Regions from separate parts of the Mus musculus genome. Here region 1 is linked to region 2. Evidence: chromatin loops called from intact Hi-C (ENCODE). Cell type or tissue: heart. All regions are shown on one strand.

Region 1 (2,500 bases), 150 kb after region 2:
GGAAGCATCTGTATGGAGGCTGGCTGGCAGAGTCGCTGCAGTCCCATAACTCGGCGAATTTTTAATCGGCACAGATGCTTTAGGGAGCAAGGATTCTCTAAAATAAACGGGGAAACAAGCAGAAAGTTTAAAAGTCCTATTGGCTTCCCACGCTAGGTACAGATTGTCTCAGAGTAGCACCCTGTGTATCTCTGAAAATATGCACGTTAGCAGCTGATGACGCTGACCTCAATTCACATTTCAATTAAGTCCTCTAGCCCTTGCCTCCCCTCCGGAGCTGCGCTCCACAAGGACAGGGATTCCGTCTGCATCTGGGCCAGGAGCAAGTCTGGCTCCTGATAGGTGTCCAGTTTGTTAAATAAACAAATGGATTGGATGTTAAATAGCAAATGGCGCTACATTTCTCCTTTATTATTTTGTTTTAGAACTAAATATTATATAGATGTATTTCCTTATTTGCTCTCTTTTCTACTATTTTTTCTGATGAATAATTATCACTAATTATTAATAATTAAAACACCACTGGACAATTTCATAAATCATTCACAATTCAATCTGAGGCCTGTGTCCAGTGTCTGCAACACACTAGACACTAACAGTCACTTATCTGGTGATGGGAAGTATACTTTTCAACCTCTTACTCTTTATTAGGATTATAACACTGATGTTTTATGCCAACAAAAAGAACCCATGAAGGGGCAGCATAGAACAAGGACACAAGTAAACACTGGCTCTGGATTCAGTCAGCTGGGATTAACACCCTGCCTGTGTTACTTTGTGTGACCTTGCACAGGACCTTAACTCCTATAATTAGTATTCTTGTTTACGTAAGGTGGGTAACAATAGTGCCTACTTCATAGGATTGTCTGAAGGCTAAATAGTTCATATAAATTACTAGGAAAACCTTTGACACACTGGGCTATAACATTCAATAAATGTTGGGGGACAGGGGCAGCTCAGTAGCTAATATGTTTGCTCTTCAAGAGTTCATTAGGGAGGCAGAAACAGGAAGTTACTGGAAGCTCACTGGCCAGCTAGACTACCTAATCAGAACCTCCCCTCCAACTCCAAGGAATGACACCTGACGTTCACTTCTGGCCTACACACGTACATACACATTCACTTGACCTGCTACACTCATATGTACACAAACACAAACACAAATACAACAACAAGAAACATTAGAGACTGTTCACTTCAATGATGAAAGTGATCACCTTTTGCTACATTCGATTATAATATTTCAAACTACATTATTTTAATGTTAAAACAAAGTTATCCTTGGTGGCATGTACCTATAATCCCCACATTTGGAGGGCAAGGCAGGAAGGTCATAGGTTTGAGGTCAGCCTGGATACAGAGAGAATTTCAGACTAGCCTGGGCTGCAGAGCAAAACCCCATCTCAAAAAATAAGTTAGGCCATTTTCTACAAACATGAGGCAAAAAGATCATGATCAAAATACGTACCTTCCCACGTTCTATAAGATTGCAATTTTATTTTGTGCCTTAACAAACAAACCACCTTGCCTAGAGCTAGGAGAACCCTGACATCCAGTGGCTTACAAGGCTCACAGCAACCAGCTATCAAGCTGCTGCAGAAAAAAAACACTGAAATCACAGAAAAGCGTCCTAACTTCACTCTTGCCTGGGGTGTCTTTCAAAATCCACCACAACTAGAATTTCATTTACAGAGGTTCACGTAGATCATTACTTCTCAGTTCCTAGAAAAACTTGCGCTACTTATATAACAGCAGTTACTGCAGAGAAAGCCACTGTTATGGAGTAAGACACACAAGGCTCAACCCCTGGCTCTGGGGTTATGCCCAGAACTTTGGAGAATTAACTTATTTGTACTTTAGTGGTGTTTCAGACAAACCGTTTAAGGCTTTTGGTTTTGAAAATTTAAAACATGGGACTAACTAACTACATACACACATAGTTCCAATGCACTTGGCAGTATCAAGTAGACGACCATCTTCGCCTACATCACAGGTTATGAAATAGAGCTTCGTCAGCCACAGAAGATGGTTGCACAGCCTCCCAACCTTCATTCTTCCTTCTCCCATAAGCCACCATGGTTCTCACTTGTTCAGCAATCAGCCCTTTCGAAGTCTCATCATCTAAGTGATCTGTCCCTACATTAATTATAGGACCGACAAAAAATGTGAACTTGGCCCCCCAATGCTGGGATTACAGGCATATGCCTTTGTGTTAGTAGTCAAAGAAGGTTAATTTAAAATTTATAATCAAGTATAACAAAATGTGGTCACTTTTAACATTGAAGCGAATAGCCCCTAATGTTTCATTTTGCTGGGCTTGCGTGTGTGTGCCACATGAGTGCGGCAGTGAAGTGAGTGAGTGTGTGCATGTGCAGGTCAGCAGTCAACAACAGATGTCATGGTCTGGGGTTCTCCTTTGGCTAGAGGGTTAAAAAGTTACGGGATATTGTCTGAATATTATATGATCTTTAAGTTCTTCCTCTATTCATTTTTATCATGT
Region 2 (2,500 bases):
AGTAGAATAAGTGGAGGTCCCAAGAGCAGGGAAGAATCAAGGGTCTTGAGCGTAATGTTCTTAGCCTATTCATATTCTCATACAGTATTCTTTGCCCACATCTCAAGTTAATTTTATTTCACACTAAAGTTTATGTATAGGTTAAACTGTGTGTTCTTGCCTCAGTCATGGCCTGGTAATGGTCTTTTGACATCTAGGTCGAATGTTCCCTACTTACTGGTGGTCCAGCTAACTATTCAAAATGTGGCTATATCTCCCATGTGCTATATAGCTCCTCTGAAATATCACTAGGAATCTTGTTCTGCTGTGATGACTTTCGCCAGCAAGCTCTCCTGGTTGGTGCTCCAACAACTTGTAGATCAGTCTAAATCACTTCTGAGCAAAACCTGCTCTGGGAGGCCATATTGGCAGACTTTCCTTTCCCTGAGCAGGGCTGACTATCACAGGACTGCCCCAACTGGTATAGGATTCCAGCTAATTTGCTTCCTCCCTCATCTCAAATACTGAGTGGCAGAGTGTGAGAGTCTTTCTCCACTCTCCATGTTCTCTTCATTAGTTAAAGAATTTCAGGTGGAACCAAAAACTGTATGAGGGAAAACAACACACAGATACATCTGCTTCCCATTCTTCTCTCCTTCCTGTAATTCCTCTGAGTTCAAAAACCCTTGAGAAACCCATGAATGCCTTATAACCTCCATCTGGAAAAGAGACTTTCACTTGCACTATCATTTCATTGGCCAGAACTTGCCCTTTTATACCCATGTAATTATAAGGGGACCAGCAAGGTAAAAGACTAAAAGGAATGTCTTATTTATATCTGTCACAGAATCAAGAACATGATTCCCACACCCAGCCACCTGCCGCCTCCTAATTCCAACTTTCTTTTGCAACGTTGCTTTTAAGTACAAGATAAATATTATCCTTGGATAAAAAAAAAAAAAAAGCTCTACCTTTTGTGGTTGTAAATTAATATTGTAATATATCATTATGAATCTTTATTGGATTGAGGTCATTATCGATATATATTTTAATAAGATTTGTTATGCCACAACAAAATGCCTATTCTTATACTCCTTAGGAATAACATACAAAATAAATAGAAAGGTAAAATTTTTAAAAATCCAAGAGAGACTGAAGCTAAGCTTCTTTATGTGTTGCTACTGGCTGGCCAACTTCCACTGGCAGGTGTACAATTATAAAGCCCTATGGCACAACAGAGTCTTGGATAACAGATTCTTGCAACTTTAAATAGTACTAACAGACGGTAATTAAAACTCACTGTAAAATGTCCTTTCAAACATGGTGCTTCGGGAACTGCAGGGAGGTAGCGCCATCTGGTGGTATAATTTTAGACATTTGTTAAGATTCATATTATCATCAATAAACAATTTTTTTTCAAATTAAAAACTTTCAGAGAACTTTAGAATTGAGACTTGAGAGACAAAATCCTCTTTTCAAGAAACAGGATAAATAGAAGGTATAGAACGTTTTGACATCTGCTGATAGATAGAAAGTGAATCCCGCGTAAATCCAAACAGGCTTTGGTAATGATGGGATAATTGTAAATAGTTCTTATCAAACGGCAGAGTGCCTTGATTTTTAAGAAAGTTTACATTTAGACCGAAGTCCTTAGGTCTGTGTGATTCCTGGGTGAACCAGGAATTCTTAGGAAACGGCCAGCAGGGGGCTCTTCACACCTGAGGGATTTTGTTGTTGAGTTTGGTTTTAGGTTTTTGTTTGGGGTTCTTTAGGGGGACCCGGTGCTTGTTTCTTTGTTTGTTTGTCTGTTTGTTGGCCAATGCTAGAGAAGAGTGGCTGCAATTGTAACGAAAACAATACAAAGTCTCAGCGCTCTATTACTTTAGCAGACGTTTGTGTTGAAACTTTGAGAAATTAATCTTGAAATTGTATCTGATCACTGTTGACAATTTAAGTTAGAGTGGCTATGCTAGTTACCTAACTACCGGCCCACAGGTGCCTTTCCTCTGACTTTGTGCAATCTGTGTTCTGTCCTTATCGATTTACATACGTTAAAAATTTTGTATGGGTAGAAATCCATTTTCATGGATGGAATCGTGCATAATGGCCTCACCTGTGAACATCAATTTTAATTTAACACGATATTTTCAGACTCATCCGTGGTATAGAATGGATGTAATCTCATTCCTTTCTGTGATTAATTACTATTTACTTAGCTGGGTTCATGTCATGTATCCCAGGCTGTCCTCAAATTTCTGATCTACTTCAGACTAAGGTATGCTGTGCTTAATAAAGTTTAACCTTATCATGCCCAGTCCTAAGGACTGAATTTTTTACTAGGAAAGTAAGAGTGGATTCAAAGTCTTTATATTTAAGACTTTATTATTTCTGTGAAATATGTTCTGGCCAGTAAAAAGACAATATGGATTGCGTATAATTGCATTCCTAAAGTCATTTACAGAAGAGACACATAGGCACTTTATCCAGATTTACAATGAGAATAAAAGACAAACCCAACAAT

What was found. Peaks named below come from ENCODE experiments on the same cell type or tissue, not always from the same donor. Only the 100,000 strongest peaks of a DNase experiment are listed, where the experiment ranks them.
Region 1: a loop joins it to region 2, with 6 times the contacts of the local background. A loop is called at or near these places in 7 of 42 quality-filtered maps.

What each region holds. Positions count from the first base shown.
Region 1 is chr6:24,568,216-24,570,715 of GRCm38, reverse strand. It overlaps Asb15 (ankyrin repeat and SOCS box-containing 15), which reads right to left. Exons shown (of 10, transcript NM_080847.3): 10 at 1-97. Among named protein-coding and RNA genes, the nearest start is that of Lmod2, 28 kb to the left of the region's middle. In heart, a CTCF peak has its summit at 1,551; a DNase peak (open chromatin) is centred at 215; H3K27ac peaks cover 640 bases.
Region 2 is chr6:24,720,697-24,723,196 of GRCm38, reverse strand. No RefSeq gene overlaps it. Among named protein-coding and RNA genes, the nearest start is that of Hyal6, 11 kb to the left of the region's middle. In heart, CTCF peaks have their summits at 1,359 (motif pointing left) and 1,664 (motif pointing right); no DNase peak of the experiment used is centred here; H3K4me3 peaks cover 219 bases.